Regions from separate parts of the Homo sapiens genome. Here regions 1, 3 and 4 are each linked to region 2. A link is a contact called in ENCODE Hi-C or POLR2A ChIA-PET data. All regions are on one chromosome and are shown on one strand. Each heading gives the region's core, a stretch centred on a gene start or an enhancer-like site at or near the end of the contact. The rest is flanking DNA. Distances are from core to core; before and after follow the strand shown. Region 1 has its middle 21 kb from the start of PCNX1. Region 2 overlaps SIPA1L1 (signal induced proliferation associated 1 like 1). Region 3 overlaps TTC9 (tetratricopeptide repeat domain 9). Region 4 overlaps RGS6 (regulator of G protein signaling 6).

Region 1 (2,700 bases), core at 40-2,539, 610 kb before region 2:
TATCTTATCTGCTGTGTAAACTTGGGCAAGCCACTTAACCTCTCTGAGGCTTCTGTTTCCTTGGCTAAAAAGGAACATAATAATGTCTACCTCAAAGAGTTGTTATAAGGAGTATAAATAATATATGAAGAGTGCCTGGCACTTGGAGCACTCAATAAATGAGAGCTATTGTTATTATCAATATCACCCTCATTATTTATATTGAACTATAGAGATTGCTGTGGCTCAGGCTGAGAAATAAAGCAAGTGAGAGGAGTCTTTGCCAAGAACAGAGAAACCACCAGGAGGGGGAACGGGCCTCTGCAGAATTGATCACAAAAGCTCTCTGGCTTATGTATTACTCATTTGTCACTGTTGATTTATACATTCATTCTTATACTCAGTAATGCCAACACCATTGTCACCATTGCCATCATTCCCTCCAACAAAAATAAGAAGAACCTTAGATTTCTGTTAAAACAGTTCAACAGGCTGTGTTTTGCCCCTGGCACATCTCTTCATCTTTTCTGTGGATTGAGCTGCCATTGGTATTCAGGGATACCACCTGCCCCGAGTTGCTGACAACCATCTCCATGGTTTCTGGCCAGATCTCATTAGCTAAGTGAGGTCAAGCCCAGTGAGGTTAAATACCGACAAGGGAGAGGGTCGGGGGATACACAGATGGTTACAGGCATTGGGATGGAATGGCATGGCTGACCCAGCCTTGTGTTAGGTAGAAAACCAAGGTCACAACCTTTTGCAGTCTCTGAGGAGCTGCGTGACAACATATTTAATCAGAGGATGCCAGCCACAGTGATCCTGCAAGTTTCCAACTGATACAGTTTACCTGCTCCCTCTACATTCAATTGATGCTATTACTGCCCAATCCAATAATAAGCAACAATTTATTAAGCCCTTACTGTTTGCCAGGCTAACGACAGGCCAAAATGCAGGGCTAAAGCACTTTACATACTGTCCCATTTAATCCTCACCACAACTCTATAAAGTCAGTACTATTACCTGCTCCATTTTACCGATTAATAGAAGTTCAGAGAGGTTAAGTAACTTGTCTAAGTCCGCATAGCTAGTAAAACTGTAGAGCCAGCTTGGGAACATGGGTTTTGCTGATTCCAGATCTCCAGCTCTGCATTAAAATGCTAACTGGTGCTTCTCACACTTTAATGTGTATATAAGTCACCAGGCGATTTGTTAAAATGAAGGTTTTGATTCAGTAGATCCAGATGGGACCTGAGATGCTGCATTTCTTAGGCCACATGTATGCTGTCGGGCCGTGGGTTATAATTTGAATCACAAGAGACTTGTCTGATAGATTTGGTTCACAGTGGTTGGCAGGTTTCTCTTTGAAGGAGGTTGGGTTTTGGTCTTAGGGTTAGGCTAAGAGGCTTTAAAACCATTCAGGAAGTGTGGATTTTAGTTCTATGCTGCATACTAAATCATCATAAATTTATCCCCTTAAAACAACTCCCCATTCATTACTTTACAGGTTTTCCCCCAGAACTGGGAAGGGTGTGACTCCACTGATCTCCTCACAGGGCTAAATCAAGATGTCAGCTGGGCAGTGTTCTTATCTGGAGCTCAAGGGCCTTGTGGAAGCTCATTCTGGTTGTCACAGATTCAGTTTCTTGCGGTTGGGGGACTGAGGTCCCTGTTTCCTGGCTGGCTGTCAGCTGGGGGCCACTCTCAGTTCCTAGAAACTGCCGCATTTCTTACCACTTGGTCCTTTTATCTTCATAGTCAGCAATAGAGAATCTCCCCTTTGTTGAATTCTTCTCATGCTTCAAACCTCTTTGATTTTTTTCTGTCTTTGACCTCCAGACTCAGAGTTAAAGGGCTCGTGCTATTAGATCAAGCCCACCCAGACAATCTCCCTATCTTGGGACCTTAATTACATCTGCAAAATCCCTTCACAGCAGAATCTAGGTTGCTGTTTGATTGAGTAAGTGGGAGAAGGCTCACAGATCCCAGAGGCAGGAAACCTTAGGGGCTTAGAATTCTGCCTACCACAAAGTGTTTTGGTTTTCCTGGATGAGCTGCATTGTTGATTGATCAATGTTTTTAGAGTCATCGAAATTGAGACTATATAAGCTTTCTCATTTCTGCTTTCATTTCTACTCTCTTGCTGTAAGCCTCTCCTTTGGTATGAAATTACCAACAATGATTTCAAAATAAAAATGGACTGTCAACTTCCAGCAAATTGAGCTTAGCCCTTTTTCTCATTTATTGTATAAACTGAAAGTGTAAAACAGGAATTGATACATAGATCATTTGGGGTTTTTCACTGACTCATTAGCAATGTCCAGGAATAAGTCTCCAGATGCAGAGATGTTTATAGAAGGCAGTACTTCTTACTCAAGGAACTCTAAGTGCTCACGGATGATGTGAGCCAACAGACAGTGCCTGCACTTTGAAGAAGGAGGGTTTGTGATATCTTGACGTCAAAGATCTGACTGAAATCTTTGGAATCAAGCCCATCTTTTCTGATTTCTAGCCTATTTTCCTTCCAATGGCACTGTCCTAAGGTTGTACAGCTTAGAAAATGTTAACCCAGTATTGTTTTCTTTACTTGCATGTGAGAGAAGAGAAGTCAAAGTCAAAAGCAGGCAGCTGGAAACCTCCAGGGGAAGGGATTCCCAGGGGTCCTTTATATTCCTTTCTCCCCAAGCAAAGCAGAGAGAGAAGCAGCACACATACCCTGTGGAT
Region 2 (2,700 bases), core at 60-2,559:
AAGCAAAGTAATTGCTTACAATAGTTATTTTTTCATAATAACATAAATGCTGAATCTATAAAAAGTAGAATTTCTTTATAAAGATGACCTTAAGTTTTAGCTACCTGATATCGTACATACATCGTAGAGAACATTTTCAAAGGTAGGGGTTTAATAGGAATGAAGATGCCTGTTCCTGATACTGGGAAGTTTGCTTATTTAACTTAGTAGCAATGATATTTATCATATCCTAATATTTTATAATGCTCTGTATATCACTGAGTGCTTAAGTAGTTACCCTTTTTAATCCTCAGAGTCCTCCCTTCAAACAGACAGGATGTCGATATTTAAAAATAAAAAGAAATTAAATTCACCTATTAATATATTTCTAACTCATTGGAAAGGAAATGTCAACTACCAGTTGATTTTCAAGAGTCTCTTTAATTTCAGTTTTGTTTTTCCTTCATTACAGCAGGATACTCAAGCAAACTGAATGTGGCTCTTGGAAACTCTGAGCTATCTTTGGGTTCAGTTCTCTGAAGTTTAAATTACAGTTGTTCCTTTTGGTGATCATCATTCATTCCTCTTTTTCCCCTTGAGCCCCTTCTATGTGTCAGGCCTAGGTTCTGGGGACAGTATATCTCCAAACTGACATTGTACTTATCTTCATGGAACTTAATGGCTTAGTGGAAGAGAAATGAAACAAATATGGACATATGAACTGTAATCAGTGCTCTAGAAGCAATATAAGCAGTAGTATTAGGGAGCAACCTGTTTGTTGTTGTTGTTGTTGTTGTTATTGTTGTTTTGAGATAATCTCATTCTGTCGTCCAGACTGGAGTGCAGTGGTGCAATCATGGCTCACTGCAGCCTCGACCTCCCCGGCTCAAGCAATCCTCCCACCTCAACCCCACAAGTAGCTGGAACAACAGTCAAATGCTCAGCCTGCCTTGGCTTCCCAAAGTGCTGAGATTACAGGCGTGAGCCACCGTTTCAGGCTTAATGTTTTATTTCAAACACACACACACACACACACACACACACACACACACACACACACACACACACCCCTTCCCCCGCCCCCCCACATGAAGAGTTGGCATTTGTAGGCTACATTTTCAGTAAATTGTAAATGAAGAGAATTATGAGAATTTACCTGATAATCCTCATTTATTATAGTTCGGGTTGTGCGTGTGTGGGAAAAATGCTGTCCTGTTTCTGCTAATCCAAGTCTGTCAGCACCATCTCCCCTCTGTCACCTAATGATTTGACTGTATTTCAACCTGTGTAATGGCGAGGCACCACGGTAGCTAGCATTGGCCGAGATGCCTGTCCTTGACAACAAGGTCTTTGTTTGGCTGTGTTGGGAAATATTGGCTACTACCAGGGCTGAGTGCAAAGAGGGTGGTATAGTAACTCAGTTTTTCGTGCTAGCAGCCTGATGGCACAGTTACAGCAAGGATTTGGCAGGAAGGAGCAAGTGTGGATTGCTTGAAGTTTCAAGGGGAGATGAGGCAGGAGAGAATTTAGAACTGTGGTGTTGTTTTTATTAGTTTAGAAGTTTTAATCTTCAATATAGCCGTGTTTTTTTCCAACAGCATAAAGGGTCAGCTTGATGCCCTGTTAAAAAAGAGCCAGAAGTGGGGTTTACAGGTGACAATTTTAGTGTGTTCCTTTTCTTTAAGAAAAATCTTTGATTCTGAAAGAGCTTGACAGAGCTGTTTAATAGTGTGGACATCTGTTGAGGCAGATAGCAGTTTTCTGGATATAGGTCATGTTAATATAAACTCTGGATATAAACAACCTCTGCTGTCTGCTTCAGACTTGAAGACTGTGTGATAGGACCAGGCCCGTGCGGTAGCTCTTTAGTGGTCAGAATATTTGTGAGTGAAAGCCGCTCTTATTTTTCAGAGACAGGAGCTCACTCTCTCGCCCAGGGCACAATTATGGTTCACTCCAGCCTCAATCTCCCAGGCTCAAGCGATCCATCTCAGCTTCCCAAGTAGCTGGGACCATGGGCATATGCCACCATGCCTGGCTAGATTTTTTTTTTTTTTTTAATGTAGGGATGGGGTCCACTCTATTGCCCAGGCTGGTCTCAAACTCCTGGGCTCAAGCAATTCTCCCACCGTGGCCTCCCAAAGTGCTGGGATTATAGGCATGAGCCATTGTGCCCAGCCAGTAAATGGCATTTTCATACATTTACCTCCTTTTTTGTTGTCCCGGAAGGCAGAATCTGGGATCTCTTTTACTTATGTAACTGTTCTCCAATTTCCAAATCAATTTATATCGAAAGAATATATCTGTGGTGCCTGCCCCTTTATCCCTCCCCCAAAACATAGGTATTTATTTTTTTAGAGACAGGGTCTTGCTCTGTCACCCAGGCTGGAGTGCAGTGGTGTGACTGTAGCTCTGTAGCTTTCTGCAGCCTTGAACTCCTGGGCCCAAGCAATTTTCCTGCCTCAGCCTCCTGAGTAGCTAGGACTACAGGTGCCCAAACCCTCCACGCCCCCAGTTTTTTTTATTTTTGGAGTGATGGGGTTTCACCATGTTACCCAGGCTGGTGTTGAATCCTGGGCTCAAGCAGTTTTCCCCATTCACCCTCCCAAAGTGCTGGGATTACGGGTGTGAGCTATTGCACCTGGCGAAAGTAGTTGTTGAAGAACTACTTGGGCAGATGGGAGGTCTTGTTTTACTGCTATGTTTGTGAACAATACAAAT
Region 3 (2,700 bases), core at 156-2,655, 830 kb before region 2:
CTGGCTAATGGCTACAGGGATGGGGAAGGAGCAATCAGGAGGCAGCCAGTCCACGTCGTCTTAACTTCCTCAGCCCTCACACGTGCCTGCTGTCATCCCATCTTACCTATCCCATGGGCTTACTAGATGTACCAGTAGCCACCCACCCAAAGCAGAGAGGTGCCTAAAAATCACCTGCAGGTAGCGCTGAGGCCAGCCTCCAGCCTGGCTGTCACCCCCTCCACCCCTGGATTCCCTTAAGAGTCCTGGCCTGGGCCGGGTGTAGTGGCTCACTCCTGTAATCCCAGCACTTTGGGAGGCTGAGGCAGGCAGATCACCAGAGGTCAGGAGTTCGAGACCAGCCTGACCAATATGGTGAAACCCCGTCTCTATTAAAACTACAAAAATTAGCTAGGCATGGTGGCGGGCATCTGTAGTAGTCCCAGCTACTTGGGAGGCTGAGACGGGAGAATTGCTTGAACCCAGGAGGCAGAGGTTGCAGTGAGCCGAGATCGCACCACTGCACTCCAGCCTAGGCAATAGAGCGTGACTCCATTTAAAAAAAAAAAAAAAAAGAGTCCTGGCCTAGCACCCCAACTTCTTATCCAGATTCTACCTCTTGGCCCAGCTATTTCTCCATCTTTCTGGGCCCTGTCTGTGGTGTCAGCTGAGGCTCCACACCCTATAACCAGCCTAGCCCTGCCTCCCTTGCCTCCCCCAAAGTCTGAACCCTGGTCCACAGCCAGGTATGCCAGTTCCCACCGGATCTGCAGGGGAACTAGAAATATTTTTACCAAATAAGTGCCAGAAATTGATTGCTGTGGTTCCTTTAACCCTTTGTGGGAAGGGGGAGGCTTCCCCATTTCCAGGCCTCTTTGCTTCCCCTGCCCCTGTCACCACCATTTTATGCATTCAAAAACTGTTATTTTATTTTATTTTTATTTTTATTTGTTAAATGGTCCTTTTCCTAGACTGCCAGGGTCAGCAAACAGAAGTGTCTGTTCAAAGAGGGAGGGCTGGACGGGAAGAGGGCTGCTAGGCCCGGTCAGAGAGGACTTCAGGCAGGGAGCGTGGAAGCTGTGGACAGGACAGCTTTTAGCTCTGGGAGCAGGTGCTGGAGCCAAGTCACACACAGGTAGCAGTCAGTGAGGTTCACATCCAGGAACCTTTTTACAGAAACCCCTCTCTCTCTCTGTACAGCTGTATAAGCACCAGCACAGGCTCCGACAACATGCAGGTGAGGAAGGGGACAGAAGGGCCTAAGATCCCACCATGGAGAGAGAGGGAGGAGAGGGGAGGGGGGCTTGTAGCATCAGCTTATCAGAAGGACCCCCTGGTGCACCAGAAGATTGTAGTCCTGGGTGAACAAGAGCTGCCCTCGGGGGTTAGCAGCCTGTTGCTTCTGTTGACTTGGCTTTCTGCCCTGCAGCCAGTGAAACCTGACAGGTCAGTTTCTAGATCTGGGCTGATTCTCTTTCACTTCCTGGTTCTCATACCTTCATCTTGACAGTCTGTGTATTTCTCCTCATTCTGTGAAAGAATGGAGTTTTTTGGTCCTAAATGCTCAAAAAAAATCTGGTCTCTTAAAAAATCTCAGCAATTCTGATACCTGGGAAGTTATTTAAGGGGTCAGAATGACTGACGTTAGACCCCTGAAGATTGAAATCAGTGACTTGTCTCTATCCTGAGGTGTCTTCTGTCAGTGTGGAAAAGTCTGGGCACAAAGAAGGAACAGAGCATCAGCATTCTCCCCCAGCCACCCAGCCGGGTTGTGAACAGAAGCACCAGTTTTGCCTCCTAAGTCTCTGTTTTTATTTGCTTTGAAGAAGCAGACAGGTGCCTTTTTCCTGTCTCTTTTTTTGTACTCCCTCCGAAGTATGCAACATACTTTGCCGTTGGTCAATGCCTACTAGATATTTGAGTGGTTAAATGGAGGCGAGGTGGCTCAGCAGGGTTGGGATTAGAGGGAGGTGCCTAGGGCACGAAATTTCAATCATTCTTCAAGGCCATTTAGTCATCCTCCAGGCGTGTCATCACTCTAGTCCCAGCCCTGTGGCTCCCTGTGGCTCAGGGCTGGTAAGGGAAAGCTCAAAGGGACATGGTTTACTCAAAGATGGCTGTTTGTGGGATGGGGAAGCTCTCCACCATGAGACCTGCCTGCCATAGCTTCCTCTTGCCTGGGACACCTAGGTCTCTCATGTCCAGACATGTGGCTTGTATGAGCTGGTCACTAGCCTACCAGAAAGCCCCCTCTCTCAGGAACTGCAGAGACAAATATACATGAAAGGGAACTTGAGGGAAGTCAGAGGCAGATGTTACTGGTACAAGACTAAAAAGAATTCTAAGAATGTTAACTAACATTTTTTTCATGCTTGCTATGTGCCAAGCCCACATTAAGTACTTTATGGCCATTATTTTATATAATCCCTCCAACAACTAGATTAGGAAGGACTTGGATTCTGGAGCCAGACAGCTTCAGCTTAAATCCCATCTTTGTCTCTTTCACGTTGTGTGGACTTGGGAAATTTCTTCAGCTCTCTGGGCCTCAGCTTCCTCACCTATAAAATTGAAACAGTAATAGTACCCACATTGGAGTATTCTGAGGATTATATCAGTAATACATGTAAAACAATGAGACCAGCATCTGTACAAGGTAAGCACTCAACAAATATTGGCCATGATGGTGATGATGATGATGAAGATGATGATGAAGAGATGATG
Region 4 (2,700 bases), core at 175-2,674, 990 kb after region 2:
CTCTTGAACTTTCTTTATTCAGAATCATTTGGGGCATTTGATAAAAGTGCAGATTTCCAAACCCACCCACAAAGATTCTGATGCAGTAAGTCCAGGGGGCGAGGGGATACTCAGCAACGTGTCTTTTCCAAGCACACCCAGGTGATTCTTTGCAGGTGGTCTATGGACCATATTTGGAGAAACACTGAGATACAAGGAGGCTATTTTCAGCCCAATAAAAGATAGGATTTGGGTTATAGTGGTACCCCAAAGATGAGATGACATGCCTTAAGAGGCAGCATTCTCATCATTGAAGAAATAAAAGCAGAGACCAATCTCTTATTGTCATGAGGGGATTCACGAAATTGGATGAGTCATTGGACTAGCTGACCCCTAAGCCACCCTCCAATTCTGTGGGTGGATGATCCTCTGTGCTTGCTTCTTCTCCTAGTCCGTGTATGGCGTGACTGAAGAGTCCCAGGCACAGAGCCCGGTGCATGTACTCAGCCAACCAATCAGGAAAACAACAAAAGAGGACATCCGGAAACAGGTGAATGAATTGACAGCTTGCACTCTCAGGAGGAGACGTGGCCAGTTTAAAAACCCTTTCAAATGTTCAACTCTGAAGATTGAGCAAGCTTTGAGTTCCTGGAAACCACAGTGGAACCCAGCTGTGGGTGATTGAACCTTTTAAGTGCTGTGTGTGAACAAGCCACGGAAGCTTGAGAGAAAGAATTCTCTACCCAGTTCCTCCAGCAGTTACTAGAAAAGGGCGTAAATGAGTCATCCCATGCCTTGGGGTAACTGCTGTAATGGGGTTTCCCACAGTCCGCTGTGGGAGCTGGAGGAAGGAGGGGGCTCATGTCACACAGTCCTTATAATTGGAATGCACCAGCTCAGGATGGTCTACTTTATTGCTGTGATTTGAAAGGAAAGTTTAAGAATAAATAAAGCTCTACTCCCAATGCCATTTCAGCATTACTTGGTTGAATGTTATTTTCTTTCATGATGAGCAGCCCAGGTCAACAGACAATGGCTAATTATATTACTTCCTTCTGATATTTACTGGTAACAAAGCAACCTACTGTTTATATTATGCCTTGCTGGTTCCTAGAGGGCAAAACCCAAAGGAGTAAACTTTGAGGTGCTTGCCCTTGACAAGTTTATTATCTGATGGGTAAGAGGTAATGGATATATGAAAAAAAAAAGCTATTTGGCGGGGCTCGGGGCTCGGTGGCCCACACCTGTAATCCCAGCACTTTGTGAGGCTGAGGCAGGTGGATCATCTGAGGTAAGGAGTTTGAGACCAGGCTGACCAATATGATGAAACCCCATCTCTACTAAAAATAGAAAAAAGTTAGCCGGGCTTGGTGGCGTGTGACTATAATCCCAGCTACTCGGGAGGCTGAGACAGCAGAATCACTTGAATCTGAGAGGTGGAGGTTGCAGTGAGCTGAGATCATGCCGCTGCACTCCAGCCTAGGCAACAGAATGAGACTCTGTCTCAAAAAAAAAAAAGAAAAAAAGAAAAAAAAACCACACAGAAAAAAAGCTATTTGATGATTCCAGTCAAGCATGCCAAGGACATGGGTGTGACGTGCCTGTGAAAGGTGGGCAGAGGAGGGGTCACTGGGGATTGTTCAAAACAGGTATTTATGGGGCACATTTCACCTGTCCATGCTGTTGCTAAGCTACGTAGAAAATACATTGCCTTTAAATTTTGGAAAGCAAGACTTAAATCACACCACAGTATAGGAGGAGATGAGACAAAGGCTAAATTGCAGAATATGAATCTTGTATGATAGGGATGTCCAGAGGCACAAGTAATTTGCTGGAGGGCAGAGCTGAGGGAGTTGGAGATGTCTGGCCAGAGGAGGTATTTGGATCTTGGTGGAAATGCAGGATTTGGGTTTGTGGAGCGAGGGGAAAAAAATAATTTTAGTTTGGTCTTAACATCTGTGTTCTCTATTTTCCCAGATAACATTTTTGAACGCACAGATCGACAGACATTGTTTGAAAATGTCCAAAGTGGCTGAAAGGTATGTTTTCCTTTAATAATATTACTACTTTCTTCTAATTTAACAGGGAAGAAATGTTACAGGGTTATGGTTAACGAATGTGTTCAATGCCAAGAGTTAGACTGTAGTTATTCCTTAGACTGGGGTGCAGAAAAACCCACAGGCTCCATGTGAGTATAACTAAGATAACAGACCTCCCTTGAGTGATGTCAAGAAATGTTCCGTTGCTAAGGCTTTACAGGGGGTGGCCACGGGACCTTGTCAATCAAGGAAGAATGTCCTTTAAAGCTACATAATGCACCTTTGCCTTCAGCCTCTGGATTAATTCAAATGGAAATTGCTCCCCTTTCAGCTATAAAATGCCCAGATTCACTTTATAGGGGAAAAGAAATTATGTGTGTCCTTTGAGGTGCTGGCTGCATAGACAGGAGGGGACTGGATCATCGGGAAGTGTTCCGCCTCCACACGCCATCAACCACTGAACTGCATCGAATCAGCTGTAAAGAAAATATTTGGCCCCTCCAGCCTGGCTTCCACAGCGGTGTGTGTGCTTCATTCTGCACCAGTAGCTAGTTCCACTCCGTTAACTCATGGGAGACTCAATTTTATCAACTAAATGGTCTGTTTTTTTAACTCTTCCGTGAAGATGGGAGACCACATGGGGAATCTATATGGAATAAATCTAACCAGGCAGCTCAGTAGT

What was found. A loop is a pair of places that touch in the nucleus more often than their neighbours do. ChIA-PET counts read pairs that join two places held with the same protein, here RNA polymerase II (POLR2A). Pooled maps may share reads with other maps.
Region 1: a loop to region 2 is called in a map with no recorded cell type, with 2.9 times the contacts of the local background. The contact joins two enhancer-like sites. A Hi-C loop is called at or near these places in 3 of 37 single-sample maps with no recorded cell type and 4 of 50 pooled maps.
Region 3: a loop to region 2 is called in a map with no recorded cell type, with 3 times the contacts of the local background. The contact joins two enhancer-like sites. A Hi-C loop is called at or near these places in 2 of 37 single-sample maps with no recorded cell type and 2 of 50 pooled maps. POLR2A ChIA-PET finds 5 or more read pairs at or near these places in 1 of 52 experiments (IMR-90).
Region 4: a loop to region 2 is called in a map with no recorded cell type, with 6 times the contacts of the local background. The contact joins two enhancer-like sites. A Hi-C loop is called at or near these places in 5 of 37 single-sample maps with no recorded cell type and 5 of 50 pooled maps.

Annotation. Positions count from the first base shown.
Region 1 is chr14:70,885,227-70,887,926 of GRCh38, forward strand. No RefSeq gene overlaps it. Among named protein-coding and RNA genes, the nearest start is that of PCNX1, 21 kb to the right of the region's middle. RefSeq lists an enhancer at 2,078-2,387. Within about 2 kb of position 1,290, at least 12 of the 41 ENCODE cell types and tissues checked have a DNase peak (open chromatin) inside an H3K27ac peak, as active enhancers do.
Region 2 is chr14:71,490,767-71,493,466 of GRCh38, forward strand. All of the region lies in intron 2 of SIPA1L1 (signal induced proliferation associated 1 like 1), which reads left to right. Among named protein-coding and RNA genes, the nearest start is that of SNORD56B, 94 kb to the left of the region's middle. Within about 2 kb of position 1,310, at least 2 of the 41 ENCODE cell types and tissues checked have a DNase peak (open chromatin) inside an H3K27ac peak, as active enhancers do.
Region 3 is chr14:70,664,191-70,666,890 of GRCh38, forward strand. All of the region lies in intron 1 of TTC9 (tetratricopeptide repeat domain 9), which reads left to right. Among named protein-coding and RNA genes, the nearest start is that of TTC9, 24 kb to the left of the region's middle. RefSeq lists enhancers at 1,536-1,695, 2,193-2,693, 2,694-2,700. Within about 2 kb of position 1,406, at least 19 of the 41 ENCODE cell types and tissues checked have a DNase peak (open chromatin) inside an H3K27ac peak, as active enhancers do.
Region 4 is chr14:72,476,312-72,479,011 of GRCh38, forward strand. RGS6 (regulator of G protein signaling 6) reads left to right here. Exons shown (of 18, transcript NM_001204424.2): 11 at 431-529; 12 at 1,957-2,018. Among named protein-coding and RNA genes, the nearest start is that of MIR7843, 39 kb to the right of the region's middle. RefSeq lists an enhancer at 487-696. Within about 2 kb of position 1,425, at least 2 of the 41 ENCODE cell types and tissues checked have a DNase peak (open chromatin) inside an H3K27ac peak, as active enhancers do.